Linked DNA regions of Homo sapiens: region 2 is linked to region 1. The links are chromatin loops, found by intact Hi-C in ENCODE. Cell type or tissue: HCT116. All regions are shown on one strand. Region 1 has its middle 36 kb from the start of CD70. Region 2 overlaps RFX2 (regulatory factor X2).

The links. Hi-C counts contacts between places; a loop is a spot of excess contacts. Peaks named below come from ENCODE experiments on the same cell type or tissue, not always from the same donor. Only the 100,000 strongest peaks of a DNase experiment are listed, where the experiment ranks them.
Region 2: it touches region 1 in a loop (9-fold over the local background); 2 of 110 quality-filtered maps call a loop at or near these places.

The regions. Positions count from the first base shown.
Region 1 is chr19:6,622,990-6,630,989 of GRCh38, reverse strand. No RefSeq gene overlaps it. Among named protein-coding and RNA genes, the nearest start is that of CD70, 36 kb to the right of the region's middle. In HCT116, no CTCF peak of the experiment used is centred here; no DNase peak of the experiment used is centred here.
Region 2 is chr19:6,044,188-6,052,187 of GRCh38, reverse strand. RFX2 (regulatory factor X2) reads left to right here. Exons shown (of 18, transcript NM_000635.4): 2 at 4,684-4,781; 3 at 7,906-7,995. The coding sequence starts at 4,692. Among named protein-coding and RNA genes, the nearest start is that of RFX2-AS1, 14 kb to the left of the region's middle. RefSeq lists a silencer at 3,163-3,282. In HCT116, CTCF peaks have their summits at 3,195 (motif pointing left) and 4,059; DNase peaks (open chromatin) are centred at 3,187 and 4,037.

The sequences.
Region 1 (8,000 bases):
AAAGAAAGAAAGAAAGAAAGAAAGAAAGAAGGAAGGAAATGTGATGCTTTGATACACCTATATGCTAAAATTATCACCACAGTCATATCTCGCTGTGGTTTTAATTTGCATTTCCCTGATGATTAATGACGTTGGGCATGTTTTCACACACCTGTTAGCCATTCGTGTGTCTTCTTTTGAGGAATGCCTATTAAGATCATTCGCCCATTTTTAAATTGAGCTATTTGTTATGTTGCTGTTGAGTTATATGAGCTCTTTATATATTTTAGAGATCTCAACCCCTTATCAGATATATGGCTTACAAATATTTTCTCTCCATCCATACGTTGCCTTTTAATTTCCTTGATTGCTTCCTTTGCTTGGCAGAAGCTCTTTAGTCTGTTGCAATTCCACTTATTTTTGCTTTTGTTCTCTGTGCTTTTGGTGTCAAATCCAAAAAATCATCACCAAGGCTGGGTGTGGGGGCTCACACCTGTAATCCCAGCACTTTGGGAGACCAAGGCAGGCGGATCATGTGGGATGGAGTTCCATGTACCCAGGCTTTTAGGCTGCTGTTCTTTTTTGTTATGTTTTGTTTTGTTTTGTTTTGTTTGTTTGTTTGTTTGTTTGTTTGTTTTTGAGACGGAGTCTTGCTCTGTCGCCCAGGCTGGAGTGCAGTGGTGCGATCTCGGCTCACCTCAAGCTCCACCTCCCAGGTTCATGCCATTCTCCTGCCTTAGCCTCCTGAGTAGCTGGGATTACAGGCGTTCGCCAACACACCTGGCTAATTATTTTGTATTTTTTTAGTAGAGATGGGGTTTCACCATGTTAGCCAGGATAGTCTCAATCTCCTGACTTCGTGTTCGGCCCGCCTCGGCCTCCCAGAGTGCTGGGATTACAGGCGTGAGCCACTGCGCCCAGCCTGGGCTGCTGTTCTAAGCAGGGTTCAGCCTGGTTAATACGTGATGTTCTTCTGTTTGACCCCAATGTTTAAAGGTTTGACTTCTAAAAATCAAACTGCCGGGCCGGGCGCAGTGGCTCACGCCTGCAATCCCAGCACTTTGGGAGGCTGAGGTGGGCGGATCACGAGGTCAGGAGATCGAGACCATCCTGGCTAACATGGTGAAACCCCATCTCTACTAAAAATACAAAAAATTGGCCTGGCGTGGTGGTGGGCGCCTGTAGTCCCAGCTACTCGGGAGGCTGAGGCAGGAGAATGGTGTGAACCCAGGAGGCGGAGCTCTCAGTGAGCCGAGATCGCGCCACTGAACTCCAGCCTGGGCGACAGTGCGAGACTCCCGTCTTAAAAAAAAAAAAAATCAAACTGCCGTGGAAACTACTTTACCCGAAATTTTGGCTCACAGCTGATATGTTTTGGCTCTGTGTCCCCACCATAATCTCATCTCGAATTGTAATCCCCCCATGTCAAGGGAGGGACCTAGAGGGAGGTGATTGGATCATGGGGGCAGTTGCCCCCATGCTGTTCTCATGACAGGATCTGATGGTTTTAAAAGTGGCAGTTCCCCCTGTCTCTCTGTCTCTCTCTCTGTCTCTGTTTCTTCTCCTGCTGCCATGTAAGACATGCCTGGCTTCCCATTCGCCTTCCACCATGATTGTAAGTTTCCTGAGGCCTCCCAGCCATGTGGAACTGTGAGTCAATTAAACCCCCTTTCTTTGTAAATTACACAGTCTCAGGCAATATCTTTATAGCCGTGTGAGGACAGACGAATACAACAGTCTTCATGGGATTACCTATCAGAGCAGACAAAATGCAGCCATGTGAACACGTTCATAGATAGGTGAGTTTGTATTACTATCTCATGACTAGAATTCCTTTTTTTTTTTTTTTTTTGAGATGGAGTCTTGCTCTGTCGCCCAGCCTGGAGTGCAGTGGCATAATCTTGGCTCACTGCGATCTCCACCTCCCAGGTTCAAGCAATTCTCCTGCCTCAGCCTCCCAAGTGGCTGGGACTACAGGCGCCTGACACCACACCTGGCTAATTTTTGTATTTTTAGTAGAGATGGAGTTTCACCGTGTTGGCCAGGCTGGTCTCAAACTCTTGACCTCAGGTGATCTGCCTGCCTCAGCCTCCCAACTAGAATTCCAAAGTAAAAGCTATTGGATCTTTGTTTCTGTGTGTGAGTACATATTTAGATGTGTGTATATGTATGTATATTTATTGTTATATGTTATGCCTACCAATTTGGCTTATAAATAAAAGAGTGCTCATTAATTAAGTCCAAAGTATTTTTCAAGTTTATATGACTTAAGTAAGTCTTTAATGAGCAAGCTTTTTTTTTTTTTTTTTTTGAAATAGAGTCTCATTCTGTCGCCCAGGCTGGAGTGCAGTGGCATGATCTCCACTCACTGCCACCTCCACCTCCTGGGTTCAAGCGATTCTCAAGTCTCAGCCTCCTGAGTGGCTGGGACTGCAGTTGTGTGCAATTATGCCTGGCTAATTTATGTATTTTTTTTTAGTAGAGATGGAGTTTCTCCATGTTGGTCAGGCTGATCTTGAGCTCTTGACCTCAAGTGATCCACCTGCCTCAGCCTCCCAAAGTGCTGGGATTACAGGCATGAGCCACTGTACCTGGCCAACAAGGTGGTTTTTAAATTATTGGTAAAATAGGAATAGAAATGTCTTCAGAATTGTCAGCATACATTTTTCTCTGGGTTTCATATTTGTCTCTTCTAGATATTTTGAGGTATCAGGGTTTGGCATAGAAGGTTATCAAACCATAAACCCAGCCAAAACAAAATGATCTTTTTGTGTTTTTTTTTATATAAGTAAGACTATTTAATGTTATTGGTTTAATGAAAACACCTGAGTCTACTGAGTTATTGGTGAAAATGCCCATGCAGTTAACTTTAAGGTTCTTATTTAGGTGAACATCTGATATTCACAAGTTATAAAAGGGTTAACAAGAAAATAATGTGTAAATAATCTATATAAACTGCTAAAAATAAAGTGTAAATGGGTTAAGTGCTGCAGGTGAACTTATTGTGTAACTTAAAATCTTAAAATTATGTTTAAGAATAATATTTAAAATTATGCTTATTAGATGTCTGGGTCATTTCTAATTAAGGAAGGGTTATGATATGGGGAAATATGTTTCTAAAAATTATGGAAGAGTTCTCATTATAAAATGCTAATATCTGATAGGTAGCTCAGGATTTCTTTCTTCCTAGGTTTTCACTAAAATTTGAGGTTACTAAGGATAAGAATTCTAGTTAATATATAATTCTGCATATAAAATATGCCAAAGAAGAGATGTTCTTATTGAGAAAAAAATTATTATCAAATTCAGAAGTTATCTAAAGGTTAATTCAAATTATGGACTTGAAAAGAAAGGAACCAATAAGTAAAGGAGTGAGATGTGAAGAAAATTATGGATATGAAGATGTATTTTTGGTAAGGAAGGTTATAAAGAAAGAATAATTTTGTCGGGTGCGGTGGCTCACGCCTGTAATCCCAGCACTTTGGGAGGCCAAGATGGGCGGATCACGAGGTCAGGAGATCAAGACCATCCTGGCTAACACAGCGAAACCCTATCTCTACTAAAAACACACAAAAAAATTAGCCGGGCATGGTGGTGGGCGATTGTAGTCCCAGCTACTTGGGAGGCTGAGGTAGGAGAATGGCATGAACCCAGGAGGTGGAACTTGAAGTGAGCCAAGATCACACCACTGCACTCCAGCCTGGGCGACAGAGAGAGACTCCGTCTCAAGAAAAAAAAAAAAAAGGAATAATTTTATATGAGAAAGGATCTTGTATGGTGAATTTTTGTCTTAAAGTAAAATGACTGGGAAGGAAGGAAGAAAGGAAGGAAGGAAGGAAAGAAGGAAAGAAGACAATGGGAGGGGATGCAAGGGAGGGGGAGACAGAGAGAGAAAGAAAAAAGAAAGAGGAAAGGAAGAAAGAAAAGAGAGAAAGAAAGAGAAAAAAGAAAAGAAAGAGAAAGAAAGAAAGGAAGGAGGGAGGCAGGGGAAAGAAGGAAGGAAGGAAGAAAGGAAGGGGGAAGGAAGGAAGGAAGGGAGGGAATAAGAAAATAAATTTAGAACAAACTGAAGGTTCAAGCATGTCATAGATGGTCTGTGTATGTCATATGTAGTTTTTTTCCTCTCTCTCTGTATGTCTGCCTTTATGCATACACAGAGAAAACAAAGTTTAAAATATTTAGATGTAGAATATCCTTTAAAACCTGATAGAAAATTGGAGAAGTTTGGCTAATTAATGTTGTTCATAGTTAAAGCTCTTAGTCTTGATGAAGGAAAATTAAGAAATATTGTAAAGAAATACATTGGCAATTTGGCAATCCGTTTTTCATATAGTTAAGTATGAATCCAGATTTTCTGTGAAGCCAAATTTTCTGTAAAGACTTGCTTTGCTTCTCACTGTATTTGTTCTTCTGCATAGATAGCACTAGCACTAAAGTACTTACTGATCATGAGCCTAAAGTGAATTTCTTAATTGCACAAAACATACAGTGGTATTGGTGGACTTAAAGACATTAAATTGTGTGTCAGAAACAAAATATTCATCACGTGGGTTTGTTTTGGGGTATTTTTTGTTTGTTTTGTTTGTTTGTTTGTTTGTTTGAGACAGAGTTTCTGTCACCCAGGCTGGAGTGCACTGTCACCACCTTGGCTCACTGCAACCTCCACCTCCTGGATTCAAGCAATTCTTATGCCTCAGTCTCCCGAGTAACTGGAATTACAGGCACATGCCACCATACCCAGCTAATTTTTGTATTTTTAGTACAGATGGGGTTGCACCATGTTGTCCAGGCTGGTCTCGAACTCCTGACTTCAAGTGATCTGCCTGCCTCAGCCTCCCAAAGTGCTGGGAATACAGGCATGAGCCACCATGCGTGGCCTGCATTTACTATTTTTTTTTTTAATGATGGGGAAAAAGGTAGTTGTCTTACTTTGATAAGTTTGACTTAGCACCTACCACATTTTTTATGCTTTTGGTCACAGTTCTGTCACTAGAATGCTAGCAATTGGACATATGCAATGAGTAACCTGATTACTTTAATACAGTGGTTTGAAGTGCTGCAAGCAGTAACTCCTAGACACCAAATCACAGCGTTTCAATGTGTGGCATGTTAGAATGACAGGCCTTTTGGTAGTATAAATACCCTATTAACTAATCCTTGTGCTGTTAAGTTTCACAACTTTGACTCCTGGGTCTGAAAAAGGCACTGACCCCTGCTAAGTCTTGAACATCAAAACCAGTGGAAGTCTTGTCTTCAGATCCAGGGAAAAATGACAATCAAAATGAACTGTTTTCATGAGACACAGGGCTAGAAATTAAAACTATTCAGCCAGGTGCGGTGGCTCACACCCGTAATCCCAGCACTTTGGGAGGCTGAGGTGGGTGGATCACGAGGGCAAGAGATCGAGACCATCCTGGCCAACATGGTTAAATCTCGTCTCTACTAAAAATACAAAAATTAGCCAGGAGTGGTGGCGGGTGCCTGTAGTCCCAGCTATTCAGGAGGCTGAGGTAGGAGAATCGCTTGAACTGGGGAGGCAGAGGTTGCAATGAGCCAATATTGTGCCACTGCATTCTAGCCTGGCAACAGAGCGAGACTCTGTCTCAAAAAAAAAAAAAGAAAAAAAACCAAAACTATTCAATCCCTCTAGGCCCAGGAACTATCACGGATGAGGTGGGTGTGTGAGATTATAAGGGCCAATTTTGAGGGATAAAATTAGTTCAGAGTTTTTCTTATAAATTAAACGTTAATATCAAAAGCACACTGATGCAAGGTGAGGGTCTGAGCCCATGTGTCAGGAGTAAGGGTTTTTGTGGAGCATTGATCTGTTCTTTTTAATAGAAAATCATGAAAGCTTATAAAAAGTTTATCAAAATCTTACCCTATGGTCAAACCAATGAAAATTAGATAGATTTATTGATAAAGTTTTATTAAAATTATCTTTAACATTAATAAATACACCATATAAAGGTAAAATTTGGGTTTTCTCTTTTGAACAAAATTTGTATAATATTAATAAGAGAGAAAATAGTTTTGTTTAAGTAAACTGGAGGGAAAAAATGGATTGGAGAGGGACAGATTTGTTTGGTCTCATGCTGTCTTATTGTTTGAGAAACTGTATCTCCTATTAAAAGGTAAATATTTTTGTTTTATCATTTTGGCTAAATAAATGACTTGTGTTTTCCTTTTTTTCTTTTTTTTTTTTTTTGGGACAGAATTTCATTCTTGTCGCCCAGGCTGGAGTGCAGTGGCCCAATCTCAGCTCACTGCAACCTCTGCCTCCAGGTTCAAGCAGTTCTCCTGCCTCAGCCTCTCAAGTAGCTGGGATTAACAGGCACGTGCCACCACACCTGGCTAATTTTTGTATTTTTAGTAGAGACGCGGTTTTACAATGTTGGCCAGGCTGGTCTTGAACACCTGACCTCAGATGATCTGCCTGCCTTGGCCTCCCAAAGTGCTGGGATTACAGGTGTGAGCCACTGCACCCGGCCATAAATGACTATTTTATTGTGACCTGTGATCATGTTTTGTGATATCAAGTGTTTTAAAATTTTTGTAATTGGCAAAATTTCTAGGAGCACAATTTAAAGGTCTAAATTCAGTCTTTTTGACCTCAAACTAACTTTTTTGGATATTAGGTTCCCTCAAGTCCAAGAGAGATATCTTAGGTTAATTTGTTATTTTAGAATCATGCAGGAAACATTGTCAGATCCAAGGTGGTGTTTAGCTTCCTTCGGGTTATATTTTATTTTTGAGATGGAGTCTCACTCTGTCGCCCAGACTGGAGTACAGTGGCTCAATCTTGGCTCACTGCAACCTCTGCCTCCCAGGTTCAAGCAATTCTTCTGCCTCACCCTCCCAAGTAGCTGAGATTACAGGCACGTGCCACCATGCCCGGCTAATTTTTGTATTTTTAGTAGAGACAGGGTTTCACCATACTGGCCAGGCTGGTCTCAAACTCCTGACCTCGTGATCCGCCTGCCTCGGCCTCCCAGAGTGCTGGGATTACAGGCGTGAGCCACCACGCCTGGCCCTTAGGGTTATATTTATATAGATGAGTTGTTAATATATGTTCTAGGATTGTATGAGATTCCTAAAATTCTGATATGTCAATGTGTTTCTTGGCATAATTTGAGTAAGAACCTATTTTCTTTTATAATGGAACAGTGTGAGGTTCCAGCAAGGCCAATTTAGAAGGATCTATGTGGACAATGATTTTTGCTGCACTTTTTGGGGGTAATCAGGCCAAGTATATGGGACCAAAGCTTTTTTATTTTTTATTTTTTAGACAGAGTCTCACTCTGTCACCCAGACTGGCTCACTGCAACCTCCATCTCCTGGGTCTCCAACTCCTGGCCTCAAGTGATCCACCTGCCTTGGCCTCCCAAACTGCTGGGATTACAGGCAGAAGCCACCATGCCCAGCCATGGACTGAAGCTTATTTTGCAGGTAGGTTCATCCTGCTTTGACTTGTCTTTGGTGGGGGCAGTGGTGGCTGGACAGAGAATGATTGTGTTTCAGAAGGTGGCCACATGGTCACCTCCTCAGCATGAAGCAGCCAGAAAGATCAATGGTCAGATTCCCCATGATTAAAAAAATTGATAAATAGAGGGGACTGAAACTGACCCAATAGTCCCATAGACTGTTTTGTTTTTGATAAATAGAAATGGACACTTCCAGTCTTAAACCTTGAAACTTATGTTTGTTTTATCTGAATTTCTTCTTCTTCAAGAAGGAACCTCCCCACCCCAACCCAGGCATCTCAAAAAATATCAAAGAACTGAAACTCACCAGATCATCACATCCAGACCCCTCATTCATCACGATTACTTCCTTATGCCTCCCAAGTTCCCATTTTCCCACACATCATTACATTTCTTCCCAGCTACATAAACCCCTAATTTTAGTCAGTCAAGGGGATGGATTCAAGACTGATCTCCCACCTCCTCAGCTGCAGCACCCAATTAAAGCCTTCTTCCCTGGCAATACTCATCACCTCAGCCATTGGCTTTCTGTGTGGC
Region 2 (8,000 bases), 580 kb after region 1:
ATCAGAGTTTGCAGGCTGAGTGTGGCGCTCACACCTGTAATCCCAGCACTTTGGGAGGCCGAGGTGGGTGGATCAAGAGGTCAGGAGATGGAGACCATCCTGGCTAACAAGGTGAAACCCCGTCTCTACTAAAAATACAAATATTAGCCTGGTGTGATGGCGGGCACCTGTAGTCCCAGCTACTCGGGAGGCTGAGGCAGGAGAATGGCGTGAACCTGGGAGGTGGAGCTTGCAGTGAGCTGAGACTGTGGCACTGCACTCCAGCCTGGGCAACAGAGCGAGACTCCATCTCAAAAAAATAAATAAATAAAAATAAAAGATCAGAGTTTGCACAGTGGATCTCTTTTTATTCTATTACTTTCAACCTATGTGTGCCTTTATTTTTAAGGAGGGTTTCTTTTAGGGACCATATAATGGGATCTTGATTGTTATCCAGGCTGATCATTTCTGCCTTTTCATTCAAGAATTTAGTCTATTTACACTTAATATATTATTAATATGTCTAGATTTAGCAAAGCAATTCTGCCATTTGCTTTCTATTTGTGCCATCTGTTTGTTTGTTTGTTTCTCTGTTCTTTATTTCTTGCCTTTATTTAGATAATCAAATATGTTAAGTAGGATTTCATTTGATTTCTCTATTAGCTTTTTAGCTATACCTTTTTGTATATATATTTTTTTGGTTAGTGGATGCTTCAGAGGTTACAATGTGCATTGTTAATTTATCACAATTTATAGAGTTAACATGTTACTACTTTAGGTAAAATAAAAGAACCTTGAATGTATAACTTAATTTGTCCCCATCCTCTGTGTTACAACTGTCATGGAGAACATCTACATATGATATAAACCCCACAATGGAGTGTTATAAAGTTTTTGTTAAATAGTTTTATGTATTTAAAATAAATTAAGAGAAGAAAAGGAAAAATATAAAATATATAAAAATACGGTTTTTTATAATTACCTGCGTATTTATCATTTTAAGTGATATTTACTCCTAATAGATCCAAATTTACCATCTGGTATTAATTCCTTTCATTCTGAAGAACTTCCATTAGCATTTCTCATGGTAGGCAGAAAATTTTATCAGGTTTTGTTTATGCAAAAAATGTCTTTATTCCACCTTCAGTTTTTAAGAATAGTTTTGCTGGAGATAGAATTCTGGGCTGATAGGGTTTTCCCCCCCAGCATATTAAAAATGTCACTCCATTGTCTTCTGGTTGCCATTGTTATTGATGAGAAGCCAGTCATCATCTGTGCCCTTGTTCTCCGAATATAATATGTAGTTTTTCTCTGACTGCTTCTTTTAACAGTTTAACCATGACATACCTATCTTGGCTTTCTTTGTATTCTTTTTAGGGTTTGTTGAGATTTTTGGACCTCTAAGTTGATATCCATCACCCAATGTAGAGGTGTTTGGCCATTTTTCAATATTTTTTTCTCTTACATTCTCTTTTTCTCTTCTGGGACTCTCGTTACATATATATTAGACAGTTTGTTCTATTCATGTTTCTTCATATATTTTCTCTTCATTCTTCAGATTGGGTAAATGCTTTTTATCTATTGTTAAGTTCACTAACTCTTTCCATTATCTTTAACCAGCTGTTGAGTGCATCCAGTTAAGTTTTTGTTTCAGTTATTGCTCTAGAATTTCTATTTGGTTCTCCTTTTATACTTTGTTTCTTGATTGAGATTCCCATATGTTCATTCATTATGTATATAACTTCCTTTAAGTTCTTGAAGTTATTTTTAGTAGCTGCTTTAGTCCTTGAATGCTATCTGTATCATCTGGGTTATCTTGCGTTTGGTTATAATTAACTGCTTTTCTTTTTTCTTTTTATTTGTTACTCTTTCTTTTGAGTGTATGTTACACTTTCCTGTTTCTTTTCATAGCTCATGGTTTTTACTGGGTCCTGGACATCATTAATGATGTATTGTAGAATCTGTAGGTTCATCTGAGTTCCCCTGAAGGCAAGTGACTTGGCTAGATTCAAACTCTCCCTCCTGCAACAGGCAGCAGCTGAAATCTTCACTTAATTTTTTTATCTTTGCACTGCTGGTTTTTCCCCAAGACCCCTGGTATCTCCCCCACACCTTTGTGGTGTAGTTGCTTAGCCAAAGATTCAGGTGTATTTTGTAGGAAGATTTGAGGGCTCACCCCTTCTGTGGCTCTCTCTCTTCCAGAATCTCCACACCCCAGCATTCAGAACTCTGTCCTCTGACCCTTCAGGATAACGAGGCTGATGCTTTCTGGCACCCAAGCATTTGTGGACTGGGGCATGCCCACAGGCAAAAAGCCACAGACTCATTGGTCTGACCTATAAGACAACACATGGTAAATAGTGTGTTAAATTAGGGGAACAGGCTGGGCACGGTGGCTTATGCCTGTAATCCCAGCACTTTGGGAGGCTGAGGCAGGCAGATCACATGAGGCCAGGAGTTTGAGACCAGCCTGACCAACATGGTGAAGCCCCGTTTCTATAAAAATACAAAAATTAGCCAGGCATGATGGTGGGTGCCTGTAATCTCGTCTATTCAGGGGACTGAGGTGGGAGAATCACTTGAACCCAGGAGGCAGAGCCAAGATCATGCCATTGCACTCCAGCCTGGGTGACAGAGCAAGACTTCGTCTCAAAAAACAATAATAATAATTAATAAAAATAAATTAGGGGAACACATTCATGTGTAAATGCCTGTGATGTGGAACAACTTGCTTTCTGGAAGGTGCATTCTGGCCATGGTGGACAGACCACGGTCTCGCCATTTATCCCCAACACTCTCATGGCCTCTTCTTACTTAAATAAGGTCTGGAGTTTGGAGCAAAATTATTTCCACCTGCGGAACAAGGAACTGGTCTTAGTCAAGTCAGCATTCTGACTTTATCACTGGTGGACTCCTTTCACAAAGAGTTCTAGTCAAATTATCTCCTAGTATCACTGATGCTACCCGCTTGGCTTCAGACGGGAACAGCATGGTGGATGGTGTGCAAATGACTGATTTAAACATTTAAAGGAAACTGTAAATACAAGCAGCTTGTAACAGAAAAATTCCAAAGGTCAGTTCTGTCAAAGACAGAGAGTGAGTTGAGGACTCAGGAAATACACTATGGGAAATTTACAATCTTTTGAAAGAGTAGAAGGTAGGAGGTGCGGGCTGTGTAAGGTTTAGTTAACGCCCCAGCCAATCACCGTGTGGCTCTGGGGCCATCTAGTGGTGAGAAGTGAGTCAGGCTCACACAGAACAGAAAAATCCCCAGGCACTGGCCGTGGGGCTCTGGGTGGCATCGAAGGCGTTTGGGAGGGGACGGGGGCGGGGGCCGGGGAGCGGTGGTGGTCGGGGAATAGTCCCCAACAATACAGATGGGATTAATCCAGCACACTCGAATTCAAACACACATATCCCTTTCTGCTTTCCTTAGGTAAATTAATTTATTGTAAGTTTGACTTTTCATTTTTAAAAAGCTTAAAATTTTTTTCACTCATTATAAGAGATAAAACCTCTGGGGGTGATAGAGAAACGTAAAAGTTCTAGCAAATGTCTATTGTGTTCTGACGATGTCGTGGGCACCGCGATGTATGTCTGAGGTTCAGTCCTCACCACCCCCAGCAGGCAGGAGCCATGGAGACCCCACACTGGGAGGGTGACATGCTCAAAGCTGGTGCCAGGACGGGGGACTGGTGTGCCTGATCACAAAGCCACCTCCCTACCTAAGTGTGTGTACTTAACTATGTCTCAAATGCTCAACATAGCCGATTGTTTATTTAAAAGTGAAGACTGTTCGACTTTTAGCATTTTCATGGAACAAATTTGTATCATCTGCCACGATATTAAATGAGTGGTTTTATATAGAATTGTAAAACTACCTATTTGAAAGATGTATGCCTCTGACAGCAAAGAAATATATGTTTATACTTTCTTGTGGGCAAAGATGGCTTTGAACAGAAGGCAGTTTTTACTTACTGCCAAAATTCGTGAGGACTTTTATCCAGCCCAGGATAAAATGTACTGTTTCTTTGCTCCCTCTGCAGGTCACCTTTTCTCTCCCTAGCCAGTGGTTCTCACACTGCCCTCCAGGGGTCACTTGGCAATATCTGAACACATTTGTGATTGCCACAGCTTGGGGAGGGGGCGCTCCTGGCATGGAATGGGTGGAGGCCAGGGGTGCTGCTCAGCACCCTGCCGTGCCCAGAATGGGCCTCCAACAGCAAAGAAGTATCCAGCTCAAATGTCAACGGTGCCACAGTGGGGAAACCCAGCCTTAGAGTTTCTCCCGTTGTCGTTTGGGGTGCAGTAGCTTCCCAAATGGCAGTCACCCACCCAGAGCTTTTGATTTCTGGGTAAATGAGGAAACAATTGAGCCCTTCAAAATAGTTCAACCTGCTCAGACTTGGGCACAGAGCCAGTGTCCCGGCCTTCTGTTGAGGAATTCCTGCCATTGTGCGCTGACAGAGCCCTTTTTGGGTTTTATATTTGGAAAACTTTCTCTGGCCCCTCTCTCCTTCTGTGGGACAGTTGTGCAGCCTGTTTCCGCAGCTCCTCACTTAGGCAGTACCACCAGGGTCTCTGCCTTTCGACTTTGAAGAATGTAGCTGGTTACTCCTTCCCTCCCTTGAACTTGTTAGTTGCCTCTTCGGATTTCAGTGCTTGCAGCCCTTGCCCACCCAATCTCTCTCCGCCTTTCTTTAGACCTGAGCATGCAGAATTCCGAGGGTGGAGCGGATTCGCCAGCGTCCGTGGCTCTGCGTCCCTCGGCGGCAGCCCCGCCTGTGCCAGCCTCCCCGCAGGTAACGCGCGCCTCTCAGCAACAACAGGGTGGCCACAGTGTGGACGCGATCTCTATGGGTTTGAAAGCTGCTCAGATCTGCAAAGAGAGGAATCTGTATTTTTCTGAATGGACTTCTCAGTCCCAGTGCTGCTGCTGTTGAAATAGGCACAATTTCCTTAACTGTATTTGGCTTTTTCAATATTTGTTAAAAAGATCCCATCAAGGAAACAATGACATGAATGGAAAAGAAACCACTCTCCCAAATCTGACTTGATCTCTTCTTAGCTTTCAGTGGAGGTTTTCTTGTACTTGGAAATGACCCTTTTACACAGAAATGCTTTATTAAGAATTAAGAAGTAAGGCCGGGTGCAGTGGCTCACACAGGTAATCCCAGCACTTTGGGAGACTGAGACTGGCAGATTACTTGAGGCCAGGAGTTTGAGACCAACCTAGGCAACATAGCCAGACCCTTTCTCTAAAAAAAAAAAAAAAAAATTAGCCAAGCGTGGTGGGCTGCACCTGTAGTCCCAGTTCCTTAGGAGGCTGAGATGGGAGGATCACCTGAGCCTGGGAGGTTGAGGCTGCAGTAAGCCATGATTGTGACACTACACTCCAGCCTGGGTGACAGAGACCTTGTCTTTAAGAAATAAAAAATAAAAAATTTAGCCAGGCATAGTGGTGCACGTCCTGTGGTCCCAGCTACTCAGGAGGCTATGGTGGAAGGATTGCTTGAGCCCAGTGGTTTGAGGCTGCAGTGAGCTGTAATCATACCACTGCTCTCCAACCTAAGTGACAAAAAAAAAAAAAAAAAAAAAAAAAAGGCAAAAAGGCAAAAGATGAGTTAGAATTTTTTTTTTTTTTTGGGGGGGGACGGAGTCTCGCTCTGTCGCCCAGGCTGGAGTGCAGTGGCACGATCTCCCAGGTTCAAGTGATTCTCCTGTCTTAGCCTCCCGAGTAGCTGGGATTACAGGCGTGTACTACCACGCCCGGCTAATTTTTGTATTTTTAGTAGAGACGAGGTTTCACCATGTTGGCCAGGCTGGTCTCGAACTCCTGACCTCAGGTGATCTGCCCGCCTCAGCCTCCCAAAGTGCTGGGATTACAGGCGTGAGCCACCACGCCCAGCCTAGATGAGTTAGAATTCTTAAGATTTTGTTCAAAATAGAATCTAGCACCTGAATGAACATATTCTTTAAAATTCGCAGAGAGAGAATTTTCACATTCAGGCTTTCTCTGCTCCTGGATTTCTACCGTGGAATGAAATAAGCCATAAAGAAGACAGAAATACAAAGCGAATGGCACCGGCCACATGAAACAGGCTGGAGGCTCATCACAGTGTGCAGAGGTCCACTGTGGCCGTGTGACCACCTCGATCTGGAATCTAAAAGTTAGGAGCACAGCAAAAAGAAATGATTATGGTTTTAAAACACACAATTCAGGGCCAGGCATGGTGGCACATGCCTGTAATCCCAGCACTTTGGGAGGCCAAGGTGGGTGGATCACCTGAGGTCAGGAGTTTGAGACCAGTCTGAGTAACATGGTGAAACCCTGTGTCTACTAAATACAAAAAATAATAATAATAATAAATTAGCCGAGCATTGTGGCACATGCTTGTAATCCCAGCTACTCGGGAAGCTGAGGCAGGAGAATCGCTTGAACCCAGGAGGCAGAGGTTATAGTGAGCCGAGATCGTGCCATCGCACTTCAGCCTGGGCGACAAGAGCAAAAATCCGTCCCAAAAAACACAAAAAAACAAAAACAAAAAAACACAATTCCGCAAAAACAAAAAGGCAGACAGTGAAGCGGTTTATTTGATGTAGTGTGTATGGTCAGACATCTTTAGCTTTTATTTCTTGCACATATGGCAGTGGGGAGGGCGTCTTGGAAGCCCATCTGAGGTGAGGATCAGACGCCGTCGCCCTGCCAGCAGTTGTGGCCTAATTGATATGTTTCCGTGCCCACTTGAAATTGTCCAAGAGGAGTCAGCCCTCAGGTCTTCCTGCCAAGCCCCTCTCTCAGGCTCTCCCAGGCCTAGGTGGACTCTGCCTTCCTCTGCAGCAGCCACCATGGACAGGTCTCAGTGCCACTCACGGCCACCATGTGTGTCCCAGGTTTCATCACTGTGGTCCCTCTCTGAGGACTTGCCAGGACCCTGTGAATTCTCCAAGCACACGGCGCCCAGCTCACCTGGAATCAGAATGCCCTTGCGCTGGCATCCTTATTAGCACCATCTTCATCCTTAGCTCCACTCCTGCAACACAGGGGATGGCGTGTCCTCACCCATCACCCCTCGTGATGTATATATGGCAGTCACTGCTACCTGTGACATTCAGGGTTCATGCCGGGAAATCACAGCACTGCAGCCAATGACTCCGAAAGCCCCAGCTCTCAATAAACACACAAAACACTCCTGTTCCTCCCTCGACTCGAGTTCACTTTGACCCTTCCCATTTTGATAGCTTTGTGTGGCCAATCGGTACTCCCAGAAAAATAGCAAAGCCACACTGTGCAGATTTGACTTAGGAGGCTGGAGAGCAGTGGGGTCAGAGAGCGAGGGACCCAGACACAGGGCACCTGGACTCGAGTATTCTGTAGCCAGAGGCAGCACTTGAGCCCTCTGGCTTCATTAACCTCATCAGAAAATGGAAACAAGTCCGGGTTATACTGCAGAAGCGAGGGGCGCCACAGAGTGCTCTCCCACGCAGTGGTGCGGATGGCTATCCAGAGGGCCCCAGCAGTCCCCTCTGTACTAGGGACGATCAGTGTCACCTTGCTGCAGACTACAGACCCACAGAGGCAAAGCTGCCTGGGCGGGTGAAGGTGCATGTGCTTCCGTGTATGTGTGTGTGCATACGTGTGTGTGTGCCCACAATTCGTGCATATGTGTGGTGCATGGGCTGAGTGTATGTGCACACTTGTGTATGTATGTGCATTGTTTGTGTGCCTGCACGTACCTGCCGTGTGTCTGCCCAGGTCGGTGTGAGTGTGCAAGTCTGACCATCACCCCGCCGTCGCCTCTGATCAGTCCTGCCTATGTTTTAATAAAAAGCACATGAACAGACAAACAGCATCTTACATTCTGTGTGTATCCTCAGCACTGACCTCTGACAAGTCTAACTGGCCTTCTCTCCCTTCCCTTTTAGAGGGTGTTGGTCCAGGCAGCCAGCTCCAATCCCAAAGGGGCCCAGATGCAGCCGATCTCCCTCCCCAGAGTTCAGCAGGTACCCCAGCAGGTAAT